Regions from separate parts of the Mus musculus genome. Here all the other regions are linked to region 1. The links are chromatin loops, found by intact Hi-C in ENCODE. Cell type or tissue: left cerebral cortex. All regions are shown on one strand.

What was found. A loop is a pair of places that touch in the nucleus more often than their neighbours do. Peaks named below come from ENCODE experiments on the same cell type or tissue, not always from the same donor. Only the 100,000 strongest peaks of a DNase experiment are listed, where the experiment ranks them.
Region 2: a loop joins it to region 1, with 2.8 times the contacts of the local background. A loop is called at or near these places in 18 of 42 quality-filtered maps.
Region 3: a loop joins it to region 1, with 3.0 times the contacts of the local background. A loop is called at or near these places in 14 of 42 quality-filtered maps.
Region 4: it touches region 1 in a loop (8-fold over the local background); 18 of 42 quality-filtered maps call a loop at or near these places.
Region 5: a loop joins it to region 1, with 4 times the contacts of the local background. A loop is called at or near these places in 2 of 42 quality-filtered maps.
Region 6: a loop joins it to region 1, with 11 times the contacts of the local background. A loop is called at or near these places in 16 of 42 quality-filtered maps.
Region 7: a loop joins it to region 1, with 5 times the contacts of the local background. A loop is called at or near these places in 9 of 42 quality-filtered maps.

The regions. Positions count from the first base shown.
Region 1 is chr13:92,749,964-92,753,963 of GRCm38, forward strand. Thbs4 (thrombospondin 4) reads right to left here. Exons shown (of 22, transcript NM_011582.3): 21 at 2,391-2,530; 22 at 1,623-1,849. The coding sequence ends at 1,788. Among named protein-coding and RNA genes, the nearest start is that of Thbs4, 43 kb to the right of the region's middle. In left cerebral cortex, CTCF peaks have their summits at 1,205 (motif pointing right), 1,933 (motif pointing right) and 3,189 (motif pointing right); DNase peaks (open chromatin) are centred at 1,223, 1,983 and 3,950; H3K4me3 peaks cover 256 bases; H3K27ac peaks cover 1,199 bases.
Region 2 is chr13:92,851,492-92,855,491 of GRCm38, forward strand. It overlaps Mtx3 (metaxin 3), which reads left to right. Exons shown (of 9, transcript NM_001162945.2): 9 at 1,293-4,000. The coding sequence ends at 1,403. Among named protein-coding and RNA genes, the nearest start is that of Mtx3, 8.7 kb to the left of the region's middle. In left cerebral cortex, no CTCF peak of the experiment used is centred here; DNase peaks (open chromatin) are centred at 2,128 and 2,713.
Region 3 is chr13:92,841,751-92,845,750 of GRCm38, forward strand. It overlaps Mtx3 (metaxin 3), which reads left to right and starts at 3,018. Exons shown (of 9, transcript NM_001162945.2): 1 at 3,018-3,117; 2 at 3,456-3,525; 3 at 3,871-3,947. The coding sequence starts at 3,037. In left cerebral cortex, CTCF peaks have their summits at 2,396 (motif pointing right) and 3,192; DNase peaks (open chromatin) are centred at 2,472, 3,040 and 3,218; H3K4me3 peaks cover 1,164 bases; H3K27ac peaks cover 856 bases.
Region 4 is chr13:93,611,170-93,615,169 of GRCm38, forward strand. No RefSeq gene overlaps it. Among named protein-coding and RNA genes, the nearest start is that of Gm31977, 15 kb to the left of the region's middle. In left cerebral cortex, CTCF peaks have their summits at 1,957 (motif pointing left), 2,795 and 3,903 (motif pointing left); a DNase peak (open chromatin) is centred at 1,955; H3K27ac peaks cover 196 bases.
Region 5 is chr13:93,190,996-93,194,995 of GRCm38, forward strand. Tent2 (terminal nucleotidyltransferase 2) reads right to left here and starts at 1,422. Exons shown (of 15, transcript NM_133905.3): 1 at 1,099-1,422. In left cerebral cortex, a CTCF peak has its summit at 1,518; DNase peaks (open chromatin) are centred at 1,041 and 1,468; H3K4me3 peaks cover 2,023 bases; H3K27ac peaks cover 1,269 bases.
Region 6 is chr13:93,061,960-93,065,959 of GRCm38, forward strand. It overlaps Cmya5 (cardiomyopathy associated 5), which reads right to left. Exons shown (of 13, transcript NM_023821.3): 8 at 3,266-3,412; 9 at 1,484-1,631. It overlaps Gm31745 (a long non-coding RNA gene), which reads left to right. Exons shown (of 4, transcript XR_382755.4): 3 at 1,261-1,397. Among named protein-coding and RNA genes, the nearest start is that of Gm31745, 5.0 kb to the left of the region's middle. In left cerebral cortex, no CTCF peak of the experiment used is centred here; a DNase peak (open chromatin) is centred at 1,545; H3K27ac peaks cover 285 bases.
Region 7 is chr13:93,142,592-93,146,591 of GRCm38, forward strand. Cmya5 (cardiomyopathy associated 5) reads right to left here and starts at 2,133. Exons shown (of 13, transcript NM_023821.3): 1 at 1,767-2,133. The coding sequence starts at 1,915. It overlaps Tent2 (terminal nucleotidyltransferase 2), which reads right to left. Exons shown (of 15, transcript NM_133905.3): 15 at 3,264-4,000. In left cerebral cortex, a CTCF peak has its summit at 2,228 (motif pointing left); DNase peaks (open chromatin) are centred at 1,495 and 2,105; H3K4me3 peaks cover 1,254 bases; H3K27ac peaks cover 2,030 bases.

The sequences.
Region 1 (4,000 bases):
TAAGCATTTATAGACTGGCACTGTTGTCAACCCTGACCAGGGATGCTCCAGCTGAAGTGGAAGCAGAGGAGCCTCAACCCTTCAAAGCCCCGAGATTGACTGTCCGAGTGTTCAGCTCTCAGTGAGACACCTATATCAATCCCACCAAGGCAGAGGGAACATCACACAAGAGGGGACAGGAAGAAGGTGAGATCTGAAGGATGCTGCAAAGATTAAACCTAGACTCCCTAGATCTGATCAGACAACACGCCTGCCTAGTGGATGACAGTATTTTGTGTACATGCTTTGATAGGCTTCAGTGATAAGAAGTATTTCTCCAGAAGAAGATCTGGAACCTTCCTCACAGTGCCTGGTAAAACACCGAGAGGCCCAGAGCGAGAGCATCCGAATAGCTCTACAGGTACCTGTACTATAGAGTGAAGAATGAGAGTGGTAGAGCTCAGAAGCTACCTTGGTGTTAGCTGTAAAAGAGGGGTGCTTGAAAGGTAACCATTTCCTGTCATTGAGTCCCCCTCCCTGCCCAGGGATTTCGGAATTTAGGAAGGGCTGTAGATGTGTTTCACCCAGAGATTGAGAAGAGTCATTGGCAGCCATGTGAACTCTGAATACTATAGCCATGGTAAAAGTGGGAGGAATGTTTATAATTTATGATACTCTAGGGAATTATGGGAATGAAAAATACATTGCTGAGCTGTGGTTGAGGCTCAGCTGGTTTAGTATGCCTAGAATTCAATACCTAGCAGGACACGAAACCAGGTATGATGCATACCTTTAAACCTAGTATGAAGAAGTCGGGGCAGGAGGACCAGAAGCTCACGGTGATCTTTGGTCACACAGAGAGTTTGGGACCAGTCTGGTTTATATGAGAACCCATCTAAAACCATAAAATAATAATAAAATAAATTGCCAAACTTCTTTAGAATTAAATCTCAAGGGGATTTATAAAATTTCTGGGTATCTTGATTGACTACTGGAAAGTATCGGCTAGTACACAGCTGCAGAAAGCTTCTGCCCTGTACACATGGTGACTGGCTCTACTGTCATTGTCACCAGACCCTACATCCCACTGTTTTTGTTACCTCAAAGGCAGCCACTCTCCCTTCACTGCCCAGCGAATGCTTACTGGCTGTTTGCTTCCTGCCTGGTACTGTGGGATCTGAATACAGTGACAGACATAGAATGACAAGATCTGTTTTCTTCCATTTGACTCACAGGACGCTAGGGGGAGCCAAATCCGTAAGTGTCTGTGGAAGGAGGTGACAGAAAGGCTGAGGGAAGGGTGTCAGAAGAACAAGGCAAGCTTAGTTCAGGTTTCTCAGGATGTCACCTCCTCCCGAAGCCTGGGGTGGGGGTGGGGGGCTTCCCTGGAGACTACATTCCAAGAATGAGGAGTCTGTGTGAACAGAAAGCAGGCTTTAGCATGGCACTAAATAGGGTCACCCCAGAAATGACCTTTGGTTTGGCTGTCCGGTTCATACCCGTGCTCCGTGGCACACAGTACATACTCAAGGGGGTGGGGGTGGGGGAATAAAACCAATCTGGTAAGTTTATCAAGGATTCCTCAGAAAACAACACACATCACCAAAGCCTGAGCTTCCATTAGAAACGACTGAGCACCATGGTTATTAGAAATAGTCTCTTCTTTATTTCCACATTCATATAAAAAGTTTTGACGTATTTGGGCTGGTAAAAGAAAAGCCATGATAATATAAAGAGAATTATAGGAAGTTTTAAAAAAGATGTTGCTTTTGGTGTTTGAGAAGGCAGTTGTGGGATTGCTTCTTGGCTCAATTATCCAAGCGGTCGAAACTCTGGGTCTGGAACTCCTGGAAGTCCTCTGGTATGGTGTCTGCAACAAGAATCGGGGTGGTAGTTAGTTAATGAGGATCCTTCCAGGCTGGAATCATGGCCACCACATGCCGCCCAGGCCTCCTGTAGGGGGCGCTGTCAGCTCGCCTGAGACTCCCACAGGCTCGCAGCCATTTTCTACTTCAGGTTGCTTTGTTGCAAATCCTTGGCTTAAAGCCCAGCAGGGCTTATTCATAGGCCTAGGGAAAATTAGCAGGCAGAGTGCCTTTTTAGTCTGTGATTATGTTTGAGTCTAATGAAAAAGAAAGGCTGCCTGTAAATTAAACTGACGGAATTTCTCACCGAACCCCTAACTCTAAAACATGCAGTTAAATTCTATGGGTTTCAATTTTCAGATTTGGGAAGCAGGAAAGCCTGGCTCTGCCTTCCTCTTATGTTATGCAGGGTACATCACCATCACGCACGTGGTGGTGAGGCTTTGGGGCGGGGGGGGGGGGCGGGGTGGGAGGATGCATGTTATAGAAATAAGATTTCTTGGTTGCTCCCCTGTGCTGTTGAGGGGCACTCAGCATGAAGGTTACCGTTGCAGCGGTACTTGAGGTTGGACCAGATGATGTTTTCTTGAGAGAAGCAGAACACACCAAGTCGGCCTCCACGCATGGTGGTGTCTATGGTGACCCCAGAGTCAGCCACCAACTCCGAGCCTTCATAAAAGCGCACCCTGCAGAGAGCACAGGTGTCCACGGTGAGGAACATGGTGCCACTTCCGACTCTTGTACTTACCTCTTTATTCAGACATGTTGTTTTCCACTAACTCTAGTTGGTCCCTCCCCAGTGAGGTTAGAAGTTCCCCAGGACAGGAACCAAGAGTCCACGGCTCCCTAACTTGGTTTTTAACAGGCCCAGCATGGTGTCAGGTGCATAGTTCCTGGATCGGTACTTGCTGGTGAATTAAAACAAAATAGCTTGACATCACGGACAAGTGGTTTTGTGGCTTCACTGTCTTGTGAGTTATTTTCTCTGGATACTGTACCTAGAAGCCCTGCGCTTTCTTCTTTGGTCTAGCTGATTTCACTGGTGGACTCTCAGAGCCTTGATCAGTAGCTTTAGGCAGTTGTGGGGGCAATTTCAGTTGTCATAGTAGCACTGAGGGACAGAAGCCCCTGGATGCCAGCCTTCAATACCCCGGAGTGAGTTAGCCAAAGCTTGCCCTGTGCTCTGTACCCTTGTGGAGTGTCATGGGGAAGGTGAGCTGCGCCTCGCCTCGGAGAGGCAATGGCGTTTTACCCTGAGCATCATTTTCTTTTTTTTTTTTAAGATTTATTTATTATTATATATGAGTACACTGTAGCTGTCTTCAGACACACCAGAAGAGGGCATCAGATCTCATTGCAGATGGTTGTGAGCCACCATGTGGTTGCTGGGATTTGAACTCGGGACCTTTGGAAGAGCAGTCAGTGCTCTTACCCACTGAGCCATCTCTCCAGCCCGAGCATCATTTTCTTCTGCATTGATTTTAAGTTAAACTCCCCAATTAATTCCCCAGGGTAAACCAAGAAGTGCCTGAGCATGCCGTTCTGTTCGAAAATTAAGAGTTGGCTCCTGTATGGGTATTGTCAACACCACTGTAATACTTAATTCTCAGACACACTACTCTGTGTTTAAATGCCACCTTCATGTGAGTCTAGGAATGGTTCCAAGGAGCTATTTCCTTTGGTTGTATAGCAATCAATTCTTATTTCTCTGCAGTTTTAGGGTTCAGATGGACTTTTCTAAAATTATATACTTAGAAGGATCATATTTTTATAGCTCTGATTTCATTTTTGGAACAGAAAAGGCACATTGAGCTCCATCAGGTAAGGGCCTGGCCACACCTGGTCTCCCTGTGTGGTGAACAGAGGCAGGTGACACAAGGGCACAGAGAACAGAGCATGAATCAGCTCTCACTGCCTTATTTTCACTAGATGCATCCGTCTACCTGGTACCTCCCACCCTGGCTAGGAAGCTGCAACCCACATACCCCGGAGCACACCACACACGTGCTGCAAGTCTGGGGCGTGAACCCTGACTGCATTTCAACAAGAGCAGTTGAACACACAAAACAGCAGCAACAGAAACAAAACAGTCCTATAAAGAAGCCGAGGCCATCACACCAGTCCCGGGATGAACAGTTCTCTCTTGCACAGTCCGT
Region 2 (4,000 bases), 100 kb after region 1:
ACGTATCTACCTTGGGTCTTCATCAGTTTATGGAAGTCTTGTAAGCTGGTCACCAGCATCTGCTCTTCTGTGGGAGGTTTGTGATGGTTGGAGTAACAGTGTAGGGCAGCAGGTCTTCTTAAACACACTGTTAAAATTTATAGCAAAAGCCTAGAGCTTAAAAGAAAGATGAATGCTTGAGAAACTTACTTCTTGCTGGAAGTCGGGAGCCACTTGCTACAGTTGTTCTCTGGTCACACCCTTTCCTCATTTGAAAGTGAAAATTAATCTTTTATTTTCTGTTTTTTGCAATCCTTGTACATATACACTTTGCTAAAATGTTTTCTCCTTGTGTTGAAAGAGCATCCTGAGAAACAAGGGAAGTTTTAAGTATTCTGCATTTATACGGAGCTCTGAAAACAGCCTATCTATTGGGTGAATGATAGGATATTATTTTCTGCTGCTTTTGTGGTTTGATGGCAGCTGCTTTCAAGGTTTTTAAGGAGTAAAGTTGGTAGAAAATCAACTCCAGATCTGCATCTTGCACCATCTATGTTAGTCTTGGTGAAGGTGGTTTGTGAAGATCTAACTAAGTACTGAGCAGTCCCTGTCCTAGTGCTCTAGGGGTGTGAGTGTGTGTCTCTGAACTTCTTGGGCATTTAAAAAATATACTTTGTATGAATTGTTTCTTGAAGTCAGTTTAGAAGTGGTGCTTGAAGGACTTCCAGATTAGACCAAAAGAGCATCGCTTGCCATATCTTTTTCCAGCATCCTTTGCTCTGCATCCTCTCAATTCCTGTGGGGTGCTTTTGCATGCTGGCCACTCTCAGTTTGGAAAAGAAGTATAGTTAAAAACCAACAGTGTTACAATAAGAAGTCCTGGCTCAAGCTTGAGCTCTGATACTGGCTTTGTTGGGACCTAGAAAAAGGACTTCTTTCTGTGCCTTTTAGTCAGTGCGTGGGGAAGATTAGCAGAGCGCAGAAACATTGCATCCACAATGACTTCTAGATGGTGTCTTAGGTAAGGAAGGCTCTGGTCAAGTAAGTCCAGCAGTGTAGTCTTTTCAAAGTTACTTACTGTAACTTTGTGATGGGCGAGTTAGAGCCACATTGCTTCTTATGGATACTGAGGCAGCTAGTATACAAGGTCTGACATCCACAATTTTTGAGTGATTATTATCAGAGGAAGTTACTCCATCAGTCCTAGAAACACCTGGTTCTACCCTCTCCCAGGCTGTAGACTAAATGGGGAGGCCACGCTCCACAAGACTAGAGCCTCAGCCTCACTCAGATGTGTCTTGTACTTTTCACAGATGGATGGCAACCTCCGCCAAAGCCCTCAGCTTCTTCCTCGGAAGCTGCCGACCCTCAAACTGACTCCAGCAGAAGAGGAGAGTAATTCCTTGCAGCTGCTGTCACCCTGACAGTCACAGCCAGTTGCAGCTGGTCTAATGATTGTTGCAGTCATTGCTGATGCCAAGTGCACAGAGACTCAAAGAATGCTGTAATAGGTTTAAGACTAGAGCAGAGGGAGCTGTATCTGACTCTTTTTAAATTAGGAAAGCTATTATTTTAGCTTGGCAGTGCATTTTAAATAAAGGTGAATGCTAAGCGAACTGGGTGGGTGGGTGGGCAGGACAAGCCAATGGTACTGTATATAAAAATCCTGCCTTAACCTTGGCAGATCTTTGCCTTTGGTTCAGGTGTTGCTGACCAAAAGCTGCAATTCTGTTGTGAATGTACATTTTTAATGTATTTAAGTTAATTTATTAACTTAGTTTTTCTTAGACTTGTCTCAGTACATAATATGTGGCTTTTTGGCTGAGACCTTATTCTTTTAAGAAGTCTGATGCCGATTTTAGGAACCAGGAAAAATAGAAATTATTTCAATAGAAAAGCCTATATTTAATTTTAAAAAGCAATGAGGAATATGCTTCTTAATTGTTCTCTCATAAATCTGCTCCTTTGGCAGTTTACTGCTACATATGCAAATGTTAAAGGTGGTTTATATAATACCCCTGATAGCGCACATGCGCATGCACGCACGCACACAAGCCAGTGTGACTAAGTACTTGCTGATAGGTTTGCTCTAAGCTAGCAGAGATGAACATGGCAGCCTTAGACCTGTGTATTTAGTACACCATTGCTTACGTGTCTCACTCTTATATCAACTCCAGAACTGGAAGTCTAGCTGTCTACTGTATTGTTATTGTGCTCACCTAACTGTTCAGCCTCCTTGGGATGAGCCGTGGCGAGCGTCTCAGATCTGCTCCCGTGTGTCGGGTCTCCGTGATCCATTTGACTCAAAGCAGTTTGTTTCCTAATACGCATATCATGTAGTCACACTTTCTGACAAACTATTATTTCCTGTGCATTTTTAATTAGAGTTGAAGGATCCAAAGGAATGAGTCAATAGCAGGTTTCTCAGACGATTTACAGTTATTGGTTGTGAATGAGCCGTTCAAGGATTTGTTGTGTGGTAGTTTTACATATAATAGAAACTTGCTGATTTTAGTGGCCAACGTGCTTCTGTTATTGTAAAACTACTTCTGGGATTTTAAAAATAGGACCATGTTTGGGATTAGTGTCTTACAAGATTACTGTGGTGCTCAGAAAATGTTGCCAAGTTCTGCAGAAACCAGGCTGTGTTGTCTAGAGACTCGGCTACTGCGAGCAGAGCGGAGCTCAGCTGCATTTGACCTACATCGCCCCAGGTTGCTCTGTTTTTGGTAGATGTAAGTCTTAGGTCACTGTAAATACTCATTCTTGAAGCTTTAAATAAGACACAGGTAGCCCTCACGGTCCCATCCACCTCTGTGAGTGCATTTGCATTTAGGACATGTACTCAACGAGTTTCACAGAGATGCTTTAACAAAGGGTGTTTGTGTGTGTGTGTGTGTGTGTGTGTGTGTGTATGTGTGTGCATAGAGTGTGCGATGTAGGGGTGAATGTGTGCTAGTGAGTGTGGGTTTGAGCATGTGTGTGTGAGTGAATGTGTGTAGGGTAAGTGTATGTGTGTATGTGTGTGTGGTGTATGTGTGTACGGGAGGTGTGAGTGTATGTATTTTTGCGATCTAAAACAAGTTACAACAATCTGAAATCTGAGTATATCTGAGTATTGTGTTTTAAATGTAATGATCAAGAGGCTTCGTTGTCTCTAGGATTGACTTTATATTGAAGAAGGATGGTTGACACATTAGTCATATATCTGCTTATGCTTTAATCAGGGTTAGTCATTTTCAACTAGTATTAATGGTAAACCTTCCAAAAAGTATTTGAAGTAGTTTATAATTGTAAAATGCATGTAAGAGTAGGACAATTCTTCTTGAAAGCTGACAGTTCCTAAGAGAAAGAACCGTATCAACAGAACGAGACCTCACTCTGTGGGTGATGTTAGAAGGTGATTCTGAGGTAAGTTCTGCTGAGGAAGGAGCAGGGGCTTACATGATAGAAGAATGCAGCAGGCCATGTTCAGACGACTCCAGACTTCAACCAGGGAGTTACTGTGCTGTGTGTGCACCAAACTCTTCCTAATCATTTTAGAATAACAAGCACTCATTCTGTTTAGTGGAGAGGATGTCTGTAAAGTGACTTGTTTTTTTTTTTTTTATGGTCACACTGCTCTGAACTGCCTTTAGCCTTATATTCTGTAGCCCATGTGCTTCAAAACCACATTTCTGAGCTGCAGAACCTTAGTTAGCTGAGTAAGAACTTAGATGTTAGTACTGAGTTCAGCTCTATTTGTCTAAGTAAATGGGACAGGAGGAAGCTGTAACTGAGCATAGAATACTTCAGGGACCAGGCACACTGAGAAGCTCTTAGAAGGAGGTAGTTCCTCAGACTGGACAAAGGGCCTTGGTGACCCTGTCAGGATGTATGTGCGTGAGTTTGCTGGAGAAAATGGTCCACAGCCCTGACCAAACACTGTGAGCCATGGGTTTCAGAGGTGGTGGTAGCAGCCAGCATGGGAACAGGGATTATGCCCATTTTTAATTTTGTTGATTTTACAGAGCTAGAAAAA
Region 3 (4,000 bases), 92 kb after region 1:
AATGAGTTGTGTCACATACTAAAAACAATTCTGGTGTTTATTGTTTCACAAATGTCAGTTATTACTAAATGTTCATTGCACATATAATGATGATGCCTCAGAGTTAAATGAACCTTCACTTTATAATTGAAAAAAATCAAGGAATCAAAGTAAATCACTGGCTCACAAATACACAGCAAACTTAGAAACTAAAAACAAACAAACAAACAAACAAACAACAAAACCAGTTCTCGTGACCTACTTTCAATGGGAGTTTTCTCCTTAAGGATTTCTAAATCTGCACGTGAACTAAGGGACATTCAAGGCTCTTCAGTTTAACTCCCCCATAAAGGACCACACTGCATGATCATTTATCACAAACATCCCATCATTGCCAGGAACTACATTTCATAGATTCCTAGTCACAGGAATGCAGCATGAGGGGACTGTAAAAGAACTTGTATCATGGCCCCAAGTAAAACTATGAAACACATGAGTGACAGGACTGGATGCCAAGGTCAGGTCCTCTAAGTTCAGACGAAGCCACTGAATGAGCATCTTTTGAAAAACAAAAATGTTCAAGGAAAAACGTGGTCTGGAAGAGTCATTATAAAGCTGTGCTCTAGGCCATCCTGCCCATACACAAATGCTTTGCAGACAGCGAGAATGCTTTGCCTGGGAAGAATCCGAAATGATGATTTTGATGAACTCGGAACAACGTCTTTAACAGCCAGGAAGGATATAGGAGCCAAGTACCCATACCAATGGTTTCAGCTTTCTTCCCCATTGTCTGGAACAGTATTCAGCCTGGTTGTGCAACAAGGTACACCAGTATTTTAAAATTCAAGCTAGCAGATACAGAATCTCAAAAGGAATTACAGCAACACAAAGATTGCTATTAACTAGGCACACATAAACCTGTAAGAAGGAATTTTCTTATCAGATTGGGAGAAATGGTGTTCTTTGCCTTAACTTAATAAGAGAATGGATTTAAATTTCTCTCTAATGCAAATAAAATCAGTGTAAGTGGCAGGAGCAATGGAGAGAAGGTCACACTAAGTAATCACCTATGTGTCCACAAAGAATGATCACCCACCACCTCAGTGGCCAACAAGACACAGAGAACCCACATCCTCACTGCAGCATTTGATTTAAAATGTCTTATTGTAGGATACAGACTCTCAGCTTTATTTTTATTGCTTAGAATTTTATTTCTCAAAGCATGAACTTTCCTTTACACTGAGTCAGAAAGTTAAGTTACCTTCTTAATATGAAGGGGGCCCAGCCATCCCCCAAAAATCCTACAGTGATGCATGGTTCCTCCTCTGTGTTGTTAATATTTTATAAATCTCTACATTTACTTGTGACAATGGCTTTTTATAGTTTTGGTTGTAACCTAGCCTTTAACAGCCGAGCCATCTCTTTAGTGGAACAATGGCTTTTTATATTTACCTATGTGTAATGTCTGGTTTGTAGACTATACATTCCTAAGGAGACACTCCACATCCATCTATGTATTCTTCCAGAGCCTCCTAGTACCTCAGATGTACTCTCTGCTCAATAAATGTGTTGTTTAGTTTCAACTATACATTTGCTAAGCATTTCCTACTTAAAAAGTGTGACTAATGGACTTTTAGGATTGGAATGTCTTTTCTTTCCATTTTTGAGATATACTATTTTTGAGGCAAAATATTTAAAAAAGACTTTAGGAAATCAGAACTGTAATTTTGGAGAGTTGCCCCCTTACTGTGCAGAAAAATGCCTAGAAAATGTTGCTGAATATTATTGTTACGGCAATAGGTTTCAATTGAAGGGGACCCTAGCATCTTCTTGTGATAGAGGAAAATAGAAAACCCAAAGATGTATCAAAAGGGCTGTTCCAGAAAGACTATTGTTCTGTCTATAAAAATCACACAGCTCCCAGGTCCTGATTCTGAGATCCAAACAGTATGCCCAAATCTCCACATTGCCAAGTTTTTTCTTTAATGGTTTTTCTGAGAAATTAATATTTAGTGCATGCCCATTAGGTCCAAAGACAAGACTGGCTGAATGACTTACAATGCTTAGTCTAAAATAAAAGTGCAGAGCCCTTTGCACCAAGATTATGACCTCAAGAGAGTGATAGCAGAACATGACGTGAATGAAGAGCCTTTCTAAACACAAGACCTTCTGTGTCTTCACTGGCCCCACACCTAGGAAGCCACAAAGAGCTTCTGTAGAGTGGATGGCAAAAGGCCTGTGAATATGGACAGAAGCAAAATTCAAAATTCAAGTGCATACAGGGAGCCTCAGGAAGCTGGAAGAAATTCATGATTTTGAAAAAGCTAAGTTTAACTCAAAAAAAAAAAATCTTTTTATGTGTGTGCTTTGCCTGCACGTATGCACCACGTGAAGGGCTAGTGCCGGTACAGGCCAGAAGAGGGACTCAGGTCTCAAAGAACTGGAGTAAAATGACTGTGAACACAGCGTAGGTTGGGGGAACCAAGACAAGTCTTCAAAAACTGCTCTTAACTGAGCAACCTCTCCAGCCACACTAAACTTAGTTTGGGGAGAGCCACTAGAGAGGAAAGCCATTCTGAATTAAAGGAGTGTGCACGTTGGAGTCCCCTGTTAAAAACTTAGGAACAGGGTTAATTTTGAATGAGGTTGAATCACATTAACATAAGAATGCCAACTGAAATTGAGACTGGAAAGGCAGGCAGGCAAAGGACCATCACAATGACTGAACATCGCAAACTTGTACCGACGACCTCCATGTCAGTTTAAACTACTTTTGTACAGATTTATATATACCATAGTGATGCTTTCAAGTTTTGTTGTACATTAATACTGAATGCAATAAATACTTGGAGGACTCTTAGGAGGTCTGTTTCCCTTCCGGCACAGCTCCTAGTCTGGTTGCTAAACCTTCTCTCAAAGGCCTGCTGCTGTCCTTTCTGACTCTGTCCAAAGCCCCAAGGAGTCAGTCCCAGCTCCTCGTCCCGCCCCCCTCCATTCCACGTGCTGGAGAGTGGGCGGTACGAGTACTTCCGGGTGACAGAGGTCAGCCCCGGCAAGATGGCGGCCCCCATGGAGCTCAGCTGCTGGGGAGGAGGCTGGGGTCTCCCTTCGGTCCACAGCGAGTCCTTGGTGGTGCTGGTGAGGCCGCCTCGCGGGCCAGGGCGCGGGAGGACTGGGCTGGCTAGCCGCGGGCTCCGCTGGAGACCGGCGGGCCGCTTGCAAGCGTCAGGTCCCGGCGGCCCGGCGGCGCTGTTCCTGCAGTTGGAGAAGCACACACGCGGCCCCGCAACCTCAGGCCCTGCCTCCTGCATCCGAGGTCCCCAGGAGCGGGGAGCCTGCGCGTCCCCGATGGCGGACGGGGGAGGGGCGTGGGCAGCCTCAGGCTGCCTTTGAGGGTGCATCAGTCAGAGCCGTGCTGCAGACCTTGCAAGCCTGCTCTCAGTGTCTAAAATCTCTTATTGCAAACTCTGTTTCAGGCTTATGCCAAGTTTTCTGGCGCGCCCTTGAAAATCAATATTATAGATAACACCTGGAGAGGGTCAAGAGGTACAGTATAAGCTTTCAAACGCCCCCCTCTCTGCCCTTTTCAACAGTTGCATCCCTTTCTGCATTACAGCCATATAGCCCAAGAGTACTTGGGGCGTCTTAGCTTCTTAGAATGACCTTGGCTGTGTGTTGGTTGTGTTTGGTCATTTCGAGTAAGAACTAAAGGTACAAGACAAACCTGGAAAATTGGAGAGACGAAAATGTTTTTTAGTGCTGCCCTTTGTAAAGCCCACAGAAGTTTATACCCATACTCTTCCATGTGCCAACTGGTGTAGTTTTTAAGGCATTGTAATCTTCAGAATAAATCACGGTGTTTGCTTGTGTGTAAATTGTTTTTGATTATAGGTGATGTACCAATTTTGACAACTGAAGACAGCATTGTTTCTAAGCCTGCAAAAATTCTAAACTTTCTAAGAAAACAGGTGGGTAGCTCCTTTAGAAGAAGTAGGTAGTTTTCTGCATGTTACTCATTATT
Region 4 (4,000 bases), 860 kb after region 1:
TCCCAGCGTCTTCCTCTCAAGGCCGTGTAGTAAATTAAAACAAATAAGTACAGAATGAGGCCGAGGAGGTCTAACCAAATTGGCTCAGAAAACAATATTTATGCACTCTATAAACAGCACATTAATAGTTTCGTGTAACTGGTGATTGCTAAAGATATTTTACGGATTTGGGGAGGTTTGTTGTTGTTGTTGTTGTTGTTAAAAATAAGCTAACTCTTTCCTTTGAAAGCTTATTTTTGCAGAGTTGGTGGTGCACACCTTTAAGCCCAGCGCTTGGGAGGCAGGCTGAGGCAGGTGAGTTCAAGGATAGCCTGGTCTACAAAGTGAGTTCAAGGACAGCTAAGGAAACCCTGCCTCAAAGCAAGCAAACAAACAAACAAACAAACAAGAAAGTAAAGCTTATTTTTATGTAAAAATGTACATAGGAAACTCACACATTTAAAAGTAAACAGAGGTCAAATAACTCATTAAAGCTATCATGACTTTAATGGTATATAGATTAATCAAATTTAATGACAAACTATAAAGCTAAACTAAGAATCAAATAGAACTGAGAGACTCCCATTCATTATCCCTCCTCCTCCTCTTCTTCCTCCTCTTCCTCCTCCTCTTTCCCCCTCCTCCTTCCCTCTTCCCCTCTTCCTCCTTCCCCTCCTCCCCCTCCCTTCTACCCCTCCTTCCCTTCCCCCTTTCTCCTCCATTTTCTTTCTTTGTTGTTTTGAGACAAGGTCTTCCTATGTAGCCTATCAGCCTCAGCCTCCCTCAGGATTGGAATTCTAGGGATACATCAGTACACTCAGTGTGTTCAATTTTCATCACTGAGAAAACAAACAACCACCAACAAGAGTAACCCAGAATGGCCCAATTAGGTTTTTTTTTTTTTTTTTTTGAAAGCAGCACAAATTCTTTACTACACATTAAGGATAGCCACTTTCGTCCCAAGAATCTTGCATGATCATCCTAAGCAGCCTTGACTTATCATAAAAGGATAATTATCAGTAAAATACAGTTTGGCTAGTTTTCCTCTCTCTTTCTCTCTCTCTCTCTCTCTCTCTCTCTCTCTCCAGTTTAGTTGTGTTCCACTGGGTCAGCACTATTTCTGTAGCTCACAGCAGTACAATGATGACATCTGTCTCCTTCATTTTTTACTCCCTTTTTTTCAGTCTCCAAGGCCAACAGAGTGCCTCCAGGTGCTTAGAAACCAGAAACATTTGTGGCTGTTACTTCTCTCCTGTGTCGCGGGTGTCCTGCCCTACCTACTGCCTTTGTGACAAATCCTTGCATTTGAAAGTCATCGATGTTTTGCTGTTTTTAAGAGGCTGAACATTCGTTAGGAAGATGTTGAGAAACTTGAGACTCTTCATCCGGTAGCTTTTTGTTTTGTTTTTTTGTTTTTCGAGACAGGGTTTCTCTGTGTAGCCCTGGCTGTCCTGGAACTCACTTTGTAGACCAGTCTGACCTCGAACTCAGAGATCCGCCTGCCTTTGCCTCCTGAGTGATGGGATTAAAGGCGTGCACCACCATGCCCGGCTCCGGTAGCTCTTTAACACAAGATCGCGCGTGCCTACCCCTGAAGCAGCTCATGGGTGCTTCTATTTTCCTTTTTTATTGCTTTGGTAGGCAGCTTGTGGGAAGTCCAGAGTGGATGAGGGCATGCTGTTCAGTAACGGTGGCTATTTGGGAAAACAATCTGAAAAGTTGATAAGCACGTGAGTGTGCTCACAGCGGGGGAGAATTCTAGGGAATCTGGTTGGAGACATATAAGGCTTTTCTTGCTGGGTTAGCTGTCCTGGATGTTATCCAAAGATTCACATGTCTTAGGACTAGGGGGAAAAAAACTGCCCAAAACAAAAAGGGATACAGACATTTCTGCCAAGTAACATGAATCTATGCCCATGAAATAGCTCTTGAAAGCAAAGCCAGGGCTTTTCAGGTCTTCCCTGCTGGTGAGCTGCTGCCCCCATCTGGAAACGTTGGGAACTGAAGTTTTTTATTTGTTCCAGGCCAGGTCTCATTCTCTAGGGGCTGCCTTTGTCCTGTGCAAATGTGTTTTTGCTGAAGTTTGAAGAAGTGCCATAATCTGATAAGTTTATTCAGTTTCTGTCGAATCCGAATAACTCCAAGGATTTTTATTTCCCCGGGTCGAAGATGTCTCCTTAGCTTCGGGAACCATCTGTTCTGGCTCCACTCTCCTAAGAGGCTAAGTTAACCACCGCATCCTCCTTGGCAGCCCTGAACTAGCAAGGAGCGCTTCCTGACTTGGCATCTTGCCTAAAAGTATCTGCCCTTAAAAGGTAGCGTTTGGACTTTGATGGTCAGGACTTGGGCTCTGATTCCACATTGGAAAGAGAGGCCCCTTGGTCTTGCAAACTTTATGTGCCTCAGTACAGGGGAACGCCAAGTCCAAGAAGTGGGAGTGGGTGGGTAGGGAAGTGTGTGTGGGGGGGGAAGGTATGGGGGACTTTTGGGATAGCATTGGAAATGTAAATGAAGAAAATTCCTAATTAAAAAAAAAATCTTTAGCCGGGTGGTGGTGGCACACACCTTTAATCCCAGCACTTGGGAGGAAGAGGCAGGCAGATTTCTGAGTTCGAGGCCAGCCTGGTCTACAGAGTGAGTTCCAGGACAGCCAGGGCTATACAGAGAAACCCTATCTCGAAAAAAAAAAAAATCTTTATACTTAACTCAAATAAACTCTTAGGCCTTAAATGAGCCTTCTCTTTTAATGAGTTCTGGGAGCAATATGCGCTTGGAGGAGAGACTGAGTATATATTTTTTAAAGTCAGATGGAGAAGCCCACCACTAGGAGCCAGTGTTGATATACAGTTCAAGAATAGCTTAACCATCGTCGTTCCTTCTGATGACATTTTTTAAATCAAAGGATAGAAAAATGATGAAAGGCTATGATATTCTGTGCTGTAATAAAGTTCTGGAAAGGATATTAAAGGGAAATACATTTTTCAGAGTAAGACATCTGGAAGTCCAGTAGCCTTTCTATCATCTAAGATGGAAAAATACTGAGCTTGCTTTGAGAATGTAAGAGAGATAGAAGATAGCAGTTGGCAAAGAAAACCAGGTTGGGCTCTAAATGCATTAGCTCTGTATTCTGGGAGCAGGGAATTAACTGCTAAAAAATTCTACAAGTTTGTTTTTTTTTTTTTCCAACTTCAAACACATTATCTGTTTTAATATTCTAGCATTCCAATGAAGTAAACAGTGCTGCTATTTTTTATAGCTGGAGAAATTGAGGTGTAGATATTTTGTACAGGACTAGAATTACAGAGCCACAACGAGTCAAGTGGAATCAAAACAGCCTCATGTCTCATTTGTCTTTTTTATTGTTTGAAAATTGTATGCACAGTCCACTCCCTCCCAGCTCCTCCCATATCCCCGTCTCTCAACTTCATGCCGTCTTTTTAACATCCACTGAGTGCAGTAAGTGCTGCCAGGACGTTGTTGGGTATGGAGCGGGGGGGGGGGGGGGGGGGGGGCAAAGGCAGGAGCATACAAATGACTGGCCTGGCAAGGTCAGCCCCCCTCCCCCACTCCACTGGAGCAAAGGTGGCATGAATGCTGGGAAAGTAGCCAGTCACTTCCTCATTGGACTGTGGAGTATTCAGTCCCAGAGTAATTTATCTCACTCCCGTCTCCCTAAGGCTTAGGTATCATCAGGAAACAGGGTGTGGAAAGAGTGAAGCAACTAGAGGTAGTACCAGGAAAGAGTATGACTTAGCTAGGATTCCTTTTGCTTTTCAGATCTGTTTTCCTTTTTTAAAAAAAATTTTTAGGGCTGGTGAGATGGCTCAGTGGGTAAGAGCACCGACTGCTCTTCCGAAGGTCTGAAGTTCAAATCCCAGCAACCACATGGTGGCTCACAACCACCCGTAATGAGATCTACTGCCCTCTTCTGGTGCATCTGAAGACAGCTACAGTGTACATATAATAAATAAATAAATCTTTAAAAAAAAAAAATTTTTTTAGTTTACACTGTAGCTGTCTT
Region 5 (4,000 bases), 440 kb after region 1:
TGATAACAGTATTTGGTCTCTTAATTTGCAACTGGAATTAACTTTAGTCAAATTGATCTCAACAAGAAGTTATAGACTACTCAAGTTTACATAACTGTCTCTTCACCAAGATTCCTGAGAAAGTAGCAATTTCCTACAAGAACTGCATGGCTTAATCAAGTTATGTGTGCACTCTAAGTGTCTTGGATCAGTTCTTTGTTCTACAACACAAGTGTAACTCCCAGATCCTGCTCAGCATGCACTGTCAAAACCACCTTCAGGCTCTGAACAGAGCATTCTTTTTATTAAAAATTAAATTCCATCTAAGAGTTTCACAGAGTCTGTGTATTTCTCGAACACATACAATTGGGGCAATTCACACCAACCAGTGTTTCTATTACAGGTTACTAATCAGTACAGATTAACCGTGTTAATAGCTGTTAACACAGCAAAGCCCTATAGTACTAAACTATGTACTATGATGGTAGTGTGACTTCACAAAAACCATACGCTAAACACGTTAAATTTCCAATCCTGTTTGACCTGCACAATTTTTCCTCTTCCTCTTATCAACAAACTAATTACTTTAAACAACGCTCAAATAGGGCAAAACAAGAAACTTAAATCACAGATACCAGGAAACACATTGCCCCTTGTGTTCTTAAGCAGTTAAAGAAAGGAGAGCCCAACCACAAATATGACTAGGAAAAGTGAATTCGACCATCAGCCAGTCCTGACCTGACTGAGATGACTCCATGCTGTTTAATTGTCTCAGAGATAAATGCCTTCCACAAGAGTTCGTTAATTTAGACATTTACCTTGGGTCTCCACTGCCTTTTGGAACTCCAAGAGGGAGTATCAAGACAGTCTTACTCTTTCGGTCTAGGGAGTGAGGAGAGGGCGGGAGGCGACATGAGAACTAGCGAGAAGACAGATCAGAGAAAGGCCAACATTCTTCCCAAAGTCCGGCGGCCTGGGAACGCCCCTAATCCAGGGAGCTCCGGGGGAGCGCCAGGCTCTCCCGCGCAAAACACAGCGCCAGTCTCAGCCAAGTTTCACGCGCCCGGCCGGGGACCGGGGCCTGCACTCGTGCATCCCCACCGAAGCCCTGAAACTCACCGGCGTCCACGCCGAAGGGCCGAGCGGGGCCCAGCGGCACTGCCCGCCAACACGCTCCCAGGCCGGAGCTGCCGCCCGAGCAGGCAGAGGTAGGAGCAGCCAGCGGCCCGGCGCAGCGAGGCCCAGCTCGGGCGGGCAGGGCGGCGGAGAGTCACGAGCCTAAGGCCAGGCCCGCGCGGCCGTGGAAGGCTGGGGGTGGCGACAACAAAAAGAAAGGGGGGTGGGGGAGGAAAAAAAAAAAAAGGCGGAAGACTAAAAAGTCGCCGAAAAGGCGGCGTAGACAACCCTGTCACAGGACCCGGAAGATCAACGTGACCCCGGAAAGGAATCATCAGCGGGAGCGAAAGGTCAGACTTCCGGCAGCCGACACTGGAGAGCGCGTTTGCTGAGCTGCGCAGGCGCACAGCCCCACCCTGGTCCAGCCAGGGAGTCTGCGGCGGCTGCTGAGATGGTGGCGAGGGAAGGTACAGCCCGGCCCTTCCGCAGGGCAGTAGGCCACCCCGCTCCGCTGGCGCCGCCTCCTAAGTTACGTGCCGCTGGCCATTTCCAGGAGGCCTGTTCTGTCCATGGAGGGCCTTCCAGGAGATATCCAAAACCAACCTTCCCATTGCTGGAAAGATCAGTATGAAATCGTGGGTGATGTTCTCCTCAACAACAAACAAACAAAAACAGTTTCTTGGAGACAAAATCATGCCTCTAAGGCCCCCAAAACCACCCACACATTACCCTGCCCTAGCTCGCACTCACTTGTCTAACAAATACCCACCATTGTTTCTCATTGAGAGAACTTTAGTATCTGGTGAAACTGTCTAAACTGCTTGATTTATTGATGAATATCTGTAAACAATAGCCCTGTTTTGTCCCCGTAGAATCTGACCGTTCCCAATCCCGAAAGTAATGATTTGTTTACTGCTTTTTGGTTTTCTTGTTATTTATTCTGGGTTTTTTTCCCCCATTGTTTTTAGTTTGGTTGTTTTTTTGTTTTTGTTTTGTTTTTGTTTTGTCGGGACAGGGTTTCTCTGTATAGCCCTGGCTGTCCTGGAACTCACTTTGTAGACCAGGCTGGCCTCGAACTCAATAGTTATTCAATTTTTAATTTTTCTACCTTAATTCACAAACTGAGGTCATTTCTGTGATAATACTTAGAGTCGTTTGATAACTTACTATATGAATAATAACTTAACTGAATCCCACTTATTTCGATAAAGAGTTTTCGTTTCACTTGACTTGCAAAGTCTTTATAAATTATATTTGAATCATTTAAATAATTTTTTAAAAAACTTGTCACGTGCTTCCGAGTATCATCTGATGTGGTAAATGTTAATTGTGCTTTGGTAATAAAGTATGTTCAGTTATTGTGTAGAGTATTTTATAAATGTCAGTTAAGTTGATCTTCAACATGGCTCTGGTTTCCTGTCTTGCTTGTCTTTTCGGGCATAAAAAGGGCATATAAGAAGGCTAGGGCCAAGACAGGTGTGGTGGTGCACGCCTTTAATCCCAGCACTTGGGAGGCAGAGGCAGGCGGATTTCTGAGTTCAAGGCCAGCCTGGGCTACAGAGTGAGTTCCAGGACAGCCAGGGCTACACAGAGAAACCTTATCTCGAAAAACCTAAAACAAACAAACAAAAATGTCAGCCTATCATGTATGAGTCTCTGGGTTCAATACCCAGCACTGAAAAAGTACTGAAATATGGCTATAATTATGGCTCATTCTCTATTTCTTTTCTGTCTGTCAGCTGCTACTGCCCTTATTTATCACCCGCCAGAGAAAGTTTTTATTGTTATGGAAAGATCTACATTGTAAACTGACCTACTTTTTGCTGTTATTATTACTCTGAAGTACGTTCTTTCTGAGCATAATGCAGGTATTCCAGCTTTATGGTGGATAGTATTCATGTGCATTTTAAAAGGGAGACTGTATTTATGAATTTTCTCCTCACTCTAACCAAAATATCTGATAGAAAGGTTTCAGTTGGCTCATGGCTTCAGAAATTTCAGTGCAGTGTAGCTAGGAAGTCATGAAAGAGTTCACCACAGCCAACAGCATGCTCACACCTGCCCAGTACCAAACTGATTCATCTTCACGAACTTCTATACAATTAGAATGGCTGTTTTAAACCATGAAGCTCCACTTAGGACTTCACATTTCCACTACCAATTACATTGTATACACTTCACCACCACATACACATTAAAGAGTTTTTTAAACTTAAAAAAAAAAACTATGACAGAATTGGCTCACAAATATGAAACACCAATAACTACTTTTAAAACTGTTCAACATCCCTAGTTATCAGAGAACTGTAAATTAAAATTACTTTGAATAAGTTAATTCTCACTCCAGACAGAATGCTATCATCAAGAAATCTGACAATAAATGTAGAAGAGGATGGAGGGTGAAAAAAAAAAACCTTACCCTGGTGGCAAAGCAAATCAATGAGCCAGTATGAAACTCAGTTGTGGGGGGCTGGAGAGATGGCTCAGTGGTTATGAAAGAAAATAAAACTTGAGACCTGTGATTTTTTTTTTTTTTTTTTTTTTTTGGTTCTTCGAGACAGGGTTTCTCTGTATAGCCCTGGCTGTCCTGGAACTCACTTTGTAGACCAGGCTGGCCTCGAACTCAGAAATCCGCCTGCCTCTGCCTCCCAAGTGCTGGGATTAAAGGCGTGTGCCACCACACCCAGCTTATAATCATTAAAAGAAAATTTTATTTTATTAGTCAGGGTTCTCTAGAGAAACAGCACTGATAGAATAAAAAATATATGCATGTATATGAATACACACACACACACACACATATTTGAGATTTATTAGAGTGGCTTACAGTCAGTGGCCTGATTATTCCAAGAATAGCTGTCTCCTGGCAGAAGAATCCAGTAGTTGCTGAGCCCACCATGTCTCA
Region 6 (4,000 bases), 310 kb after region 1:
AGGCTTCCCTCTTAAAGCCTTGCATTTGGGTGGCATATTGCAATGTCAAACATCTTTCCTGTCCCTGATTTCATGTGATCCTCACAAGCCCAAAAGGTAGCAGACTAGAGTCTCCCATCCCTGTCATTGATCTGTGTCAGGGATTGGCAAACGGAAACCCATTGAGATAGATGAAGCATGAGAGGACTGCAACCAGGGTTAAGCAGCTCAGGGAGAGTAGCCAACAGGAACCCAGGGTAGAACCAGGGCCAGCATCAGGCCCTGGATCTCAGGCAGTGCTCTGTCAGACTATCCTGAGATCACAGCATGCTTTTCTGAGCTCTCAGACTGACACACATTGGTGGCTTTACATAGCAACCAACCAAACAACATTAATGATTCCTGAAGCTTACCTCCCAGCAGTCAGAAGATACACAGACAGGCTGCTGTGTTTGTATATTTACTGCATTTTCAGTTCTGCAGAAGTGCCTGCATCCCACCCTTCCTCATATTCCCAAACCCAATACACTGTCTGATCATTACTTAGCAACACCTGTCTTCAACCTGAAAGAAACTATAATTATTGTTCAGTCATATGAAACCTTATATCATAACTAAATAAATAGCTGCTCGATCATGGTGCTAATCAAGAGCTTAAGTACACATTACTAAAAGGTTGTTTGATTTTATACCATTACTCCTAACTTCCTGACAAAATTGTTTATCTCAGTAAATGTGGCTAAAGAACAAAAAAAAATGAAAAGCAAAACCAAAAATATCTTCTATCAAAATTAAAATATCAGTTAGTAAGTAGTAATTAGTACTCTAAATATTTATCATGGTATATGAAGGGGCTTTCTATAGCCATGACATCAGAAGGTAAGGAAATACCACCTCATAGATGAGTTAATATTTAACAACTGCCTAGAGGATATGTGGTCCTTCCTTGATAAATTTTAGCTTTATCATTTTAGTGAGGGAGCCTCAGATTCCCTTTACACTAGAAGAATCTCTATATTCTTCATGTTCTTGGAGAAGCAGGTCTGTCTCTGTGATAATATATGTGTCATTAGCTCCTTTATGTTGCTAATATATGGTGGAGACAATCAGATTTACATTACACATACGCTCACTATTAGTTTCCTGAGTTAGGTGGTACCTATTCTGACAGAGCTAGTAAAAATGGCACAGAATGTGCATAAATCCTGACTAATGATTCAAGTTAAATATACTTCAAAGAATGTTCTATTTTATTAAAATTTGCATACATTTCTCTTACAGGGGAGTTATTATTCTGCATTGCAGCATGCGCTCGTTCTATTATAGACGCAGAGTTCATTGATGAATGGTGATGGCACTGCAAATCAAGTCAACAGCTTAATTAGCTCAGCGGGACTCAAGGATGCTTTTCTTGCTGGGTAAGCATAAGCTCAGATAGATAGCCGGGGTGGGGCCTGGAGCATGGATTCTGGGCTCCCGGCAGCCTCACTGTGGAAGGCCTTACCTCAGGCCCTCGCCCTCAGGAGAGTGCTGTCTGCAGTACTCCAGAGTGTAGGTCTCGGTGGCCTCCGGGTTGGCAGGCCGCCATCTGACAGTGGCAGTGTTCCAACACACAGTACAGTCTTCTACATGAATCACAGCTGTGGACGGTGCTGACCGAGATAGAGACAAGTTAGTCACAGACCAGGGGCAACTCTCAGAAGATTACTTAAGTATGTCTTTATTTTTAATTTTTGTATCAAAAAAAATTGAGCTAAAAACTCAAAGGAGATTTAAAAAACAAAAAAAAACAAAAAACAAAAAAAAAAAAACAAACAAAAAAAACAAAAACCAAACAACCCTCCACACACACATATAGCTAAAAGTATCTCACCTTCTTCTGCACTACAAACTGTCAGGTTCTCTCCCATCCCCTAACAGTCCCCCAAAATTTGATTTTAATGAGACCCAGAGTGTTTGTGTTATATAACTACTATATAAACAAATACAAATATTCTTTCCCTTCTCCTTTTACCTGAAAGGTAGACATAATCTTGTCCCCAGTATATGGTCAGTAAAGATTTGGGTGAAAGAATCGTCTGCCTCTGTGTTTTAAGTTATTAAGACAGGGTCTTATGTAGCCTAGGTTGCCTTGGAACTTGCTACGAACCTTGAACTCCTCCCTCTGCCTCCCAAATGCTGGGCTGGGAGTCTATGTATGGGCCACCATGCAGGGCCAAATGCTTGCTTTTAAAGGCAGGGAGAAGGATAAAGGACCAATGGGCAGGAATAAGCTACTTCCTGCCTGAGGTGGCTGCAGTGATCTTAAAGGCAAGACAGCCTTTGCTATATGTCTCAGAGCGCTTGGCAAAAAGATTTCACCATGAGAGTATATTCCCAGTCGAAGACCATGGCTGAAACCAGTCTGGGTTTTCTCACGTCTATGTAAGGAAGTCTAGTCCTAGTTTGCAATTATACCTTACATGCTAAGCCTTTTAAAAATGGTGTCTTTCCTTATTGTCAAGCTTAAGGAATACGGAAGCTCTTCCAGTGCCTCATACCCCAGTGGATACTTCATGTCTGCTCAAGTTTTCTTTAAGAGGAATCTGCTCTAGGCCAGCTTATCTTTTAAAGCAGTGGTTTTCAACCTTCCTAATGCTGTGACCCTTTAATACAGTTTTGTGGTTGACCCCCAACCATAAAATTATTTTCGTTGCTACTTCATAACTGTAACTTTGCTACTGGTATGAATCATAATGTAAATATATGATCTGTGAGCCTTTGGATTTGACCTCCAAAGGGGTCACCACCCACAGGTTGAGAACTGCTGATGTAACGCAGTCTGTGCAGTTCTCAGCTCTAGGGAGCCATTCCTGGGTCTGCCTGCCCTTCCCCTGTCTGTCTTGGCGTTCTCTTGTGTGTTATCATAGTTAACGCCTGTAAGCCTAGGCCCTCGTCAACCATTCCTAATGATCTTCTGGTTTTTAACTTCTCAGCTTAACTCTGACCTTCTTGCAAACAAGCACTCCATCTTTTTGTTTTGTTTTGTTTTGTTTTTTCGAGACCAAGTGTTCCATCTTGTTGCTATTGTTATTGTACTTGAGGGATGATCCCAGGGCTTCGTGCTGCTGGACTGACATTCTACCAATGAGCTCCACCCTAAACCCCAGTGCAGTCTTAGTTTATACCCAGCATTTTGCCCAATACCCAATGCATAGCTAGTGCTTCTTAAATACTTACTGGTTGATGACAAGAGTCTGTGAAGAACTCATTATTAACTCATAATAACATCTTAGCATCTGCTTACCTGTTCTAAAAATTGCTCTTTCACTGGGCAGGCTACATCCGGTGAAGTTGACAGCCATCACCCACACTTGGTAACATCGATCGGGTTCTAAGTCTTCAAATATGCAGCAACTTTCCTTCACTGTTAATCTATATTCTTCTACCAGTTCTAGCACAAGACCCAATTATTAATTCAAAGATGTCTTATATAATAAACTAAAAATTAGTTACTGAAAAACATAGTCTGTAAATTTTACAGAAGACTCAAACTGATAACTTTACAAATATTATTTGTGATAATTTTCTCTTAGGATATATAAGTACGCAATAGCTCTCTAAAAACTGATACTTAGAAAGATATATGTAGTATTGCTAGTGAACACTTATCACAGCTAATAGAATGTTAGTACATTTCTGAGATTCATGATCCACAATTAAAGTAATTGATTTCAAAAGCAAATATCAAACTTGTATAGCGCATGTATCACCTTAAATTTCAGTAATAAAGTTTCAAGAAAAGCCTTAAGACTCAGTGCCAACATTCCACAGGACTCTATCACCAGAAAGGACAGCTATGTGCTTGTATTTAAGACTCCGCGGAGCATCTTTACAGACTAGTAAACAATTCTGCCACTCACTATGACTGCGAAGGTCTCGGATCCTGATGGTTTCTCAAGAACTGTAGTGCCACACCCTGAACAGCTTTAGGACTTGGCCTAACTAGGGTGATGGGATGGAGAAATGCCCGAAAAGCAGC
Region 7 (4,000 bases), 390 kb after region 1:
ATAAATCCTCACTAGAAGGTCTTAGCTTTTGTTTGGCAAGGGACAACTCAGAAGTGGTGCTTGAAACTGTCAGGTGACCCAGTTGTAGTGTAGATGAGCTCGTTATTCTGGGAAATAGTGGCTGAGCAGGGATATGGGTGTCCCACATGTCACTGTGAGAACCTCTTCTCTGCATGCCTGGGTTGCTGGTCCTCCTCCTCCTCCCTCTCCCATTTCCCATGGGCACCTTCCCCTCTGCCCTTCCTTCGTGCATCTCCTGCCCATCCTCTGATATCCAGTCTGGAGCCAGTGCTCGCTGATTCTAGACCTTCTGCCCTCATTCTGACCTTCCACAGTACAGTGTTTATATAGCATAAAGTCCTCCTCAGCATATAGTCATAATACTCATAATTTCTATCGTTTCCTGCAAAGTTTTTGAGGGTAGAGTGTGTTTCCTTCTTGGTAGTTGCTTCAAGATTTCCAGCTGATGGTTTTCTGCAATTGGCGGTACCCTATACATGTACACGGGACTACATGTATACGCATGTGGAGACCAATCCCTCATGTACAGTTTACCTTAAAAAGAAAAAGCCATCACCACCAGCCTGGAACTCACTGACAGCACAGTGAGCCTCAGGGATTCTGTCTCCATCTCCCTAACAGAGATAACAAGCACAAGCCACAGTGCTGGGCTTTCCGCCAGTACTGCAGGTATTGACCATAGGAACTGGGGATTAAGCTCCAGTCCTTGAGCTCACAAGGCAAGCACCTTACCAGCGGAGCCATCTCCCCAGCCTTCAATGCCACTCTTGGGCTACTCCAACTTGAACAATTCTGGTCTTGGTTGGGCATTCTGAAATGATAAACCATCACTTGCCACCCCCAAAGCCTTTTGATAGGACCACCCAGGAAGAGATACCATTGATGACATGCTTACGATTAAACAAAACATCCATACTACTATTGTCATTTTAGGGCTGGATGAAAAGGGACAAAGTAGAGACAAAGTAGAAAGCCTTAATGCGTGCACACACACACACACACACACACACACACACACACGTATGTATGTATATAGTATTACTTAATCTCATTCGCCTTATTGATAGATATTTAGGACCAGAACGACTTTTAGGACAGACGTTGCTAAAACATCACCCAGGAGAGCCCAGCTGGCCTGGAAATCAGTCTTCCTGCTTCTGCCTTTCTATTATTGGAATCACAAGGGCAGGCCAGCCACACCTGGCCTTCATGATTCTTCCCTCTAAGGAGTGTATGGGATGTTTGCACCAAAATAGCTTCCATACAGCAAACTAGCCCAGCGCTAGAACTCTAGGAGGCTGCCATACCTTTGAAGGTAATGGACAGAGCCTTCTGACTCCAGACCCTTCCCCAAGCTCAGGCAGGCAAGATTGATCCAGGGCGGGGAGCCAGAGGCAAGTATTCCAGCACAGTTTTGCGGTTAGGCAGAACCCCAAGTAAGTCTCCAAGAATAAACGAGCAAGTCACAAGGAGCTGGGAGGCGGGGGTGGGGGAGGGGGTGGGGGCCGACTGTGAACTTTGCTGCAGGCGGACCTGTCACTCCTGCTGACAGCAAGCACCTTGCACCTTCAAGTTTTTAAAGAAGGCGGCGCGTCCCAGACAGTGTGCTTGGCTCCGGGGAAATGAACTTCTGAGGTTGGAAAGGGAAAGGAAAAGGTTGGGGGGGGGGGGGTGGCCACTGGCCCGGCGGGACACCTGTGGAGTGGACAGCTTTGTTAGGTCCGGGCGGTTCCCGCTCAGGCTACCTGGCGTCGGGCTCCTCCTCCGACTCGGCCGCCGTCTCCTCCCCCTCGCCCTCCGACTCCTCCTCCGTCTCCAGCTCCTGGGCCACCTCCTCGTCTGCACCCCATCCTAGGAAGCCCTGGGCTGCGAGTCCGCTGTCGCCGCTCTCCATCGCGCCTGTCCTGGCCGGAGTCGGAGCTGCCCACGCCTCGCCCGGTGTTCTCCGTCTGACTGCACTTTGCCAGGGCCCGCGGGGCTGCTTGGGTTCCCGGCGCGCGGGGCGGGGTCGCCCCAAGCCTTTAAATAGAAGGCGTCAAGAAAGTTTCGCCACGGAGCTTCTGCGGCCCTGGCTCAGCTTCCTCTGGTTCCAGTCCCTGCCAACTTCCCCGCCCGTTTTGGCAGATCTTCAGCGGCCTTTGTGGCCAGGGCAGAAAGCAGTGTTGAGCGTCAAAAGGACCCACCAGCCCAGCCTTCCATCTAGTGGCCTGGTGGTTCTTACACTTCTAGCTGAGCTGCGGGTGCTTCGTGCCAAATGAGGCAGCATCCAGAGAAGATAACGTTATGGTTTGTAGCTAGCTTAAGGCCCCACTGCTCTTACTGTGACAATGGAAACAAACTAGCGCCCTAGGGGACTAAGATCTCATTGGATCAAGTAAAGCCAGTGCTTAACCTGTCAACCACTGCTCTAGGACGAAAGCCCAAGATCCTCATAGAGATCAAATCCTGACTAATCCACTTTTAGAAATCAGGTATTTACACAGTATCAAGTGAATTCTTTCTGCCTGAGAGGCCCACCTGTTCACTTATTCAAGATCACCACCTTTCTCTGAAATCTCCATGTTTGAACTCCTGCTCCTCTCCAGGAACTCAAAGCAGTCTTTTGAATATGATTGTTTCTGTTTGTAAGATAATGTTTCTGAAAAGGCCTAGACCTGTTTAGTACAACGGTTAGAAAGACGGCTAGATCTCCAAACCTTTATTTTAATCATCGCAGATTCTTACAATTGTTAAATGAGATGGAAACTAAGGGTATTATTCTCCAGTTACATCAGCTTGTGTGCTGTACATCGGGTCTGAGGACAGAGAGGTATAGATAGGCATCCTCTTTTACCACTGATTTTGCCAAGACCCTATTTCAAACTAACTCAAAATTTAGAATTATTTAGAGTCCACACGTCTAATACTAACAATATTTTAACAGCACATCCAAACAAAAAATGTAGTATTCACTTGAAATTGAAAAGATTTTAAGTCTCCAGCTGGGGAAATGCTCAATGGGTGGAGCACTTGCGTAGCAGACACCGGCTGTGTTTAATCCCTAGCACTGAAAAGAAATTGTAAAAAACCAAACACCTTTAGCTGATACAGCTGGACTGCCCTGAGTATATGATCTTAAGTGCTGGCTCATGGATTCCAGTATGCAGATTTCTTAAGCCTTTTGTCTATTTGTTACAACAAATAGTCTGACTAGGAGAGTGGAACCACTGAAAACAACATGGTGGCAATGCAAGAGTCCACACTACGGCAAAGTCTGAGGCTTTATTAAATGCCATAGTGCTGCAGAGTAGAACACCCGTCCCCAAGGGACTATGATTGACAAACATTACCTGAGGTCACACTGAACTGTTATACTCAATACACTCTGAGAAAGCGCTGCACAATGTGGGATAAATCTTAGAAATGTTTCCAAGAAAAAAAATCATATGTAAATTTTTTTAAACTGCATCAAAAGTACTACAGATCAGTATTCTAAAAAACTGACCCATAGAGAAAGCTCTAATCCTAATTATAACACAGAAGTAATGTGGTTCACAGGCTCCAGATGAGCTTCGTCCCAGACACTCTTCGCATTCAATAATCAAGCACGATTAGGTTCCGATCAGTTAAGATAATTACAGCCTTAATATCACAAAAACAACTGCACAGAAAAATAACACCTCAACAATGTCCAGATATAAACTTTATTCCATTTGACAGCATACAAAAATTTAAACTTAAAAAGAAAAAAGAAAATATGCACCCTTTGTAAGTCAAACAAAGTGAAAGTTTTAGTTTTTTAATTGGTCTGCAAAAAATAGTTTAGTGGTACAAATTGTACCACTGTAGGCCTACAAGAAGTTTGCAATCTTTGAAAAAGTTAAAACTGCCTTCAAGATTACTTTTTATATTTAAATGTACAATACAGGTACTGACCAATTTACAAGTATTTACATAAACTAAAAACAATCTTATTAAACAGCTTAGCTTGCATCTGAAC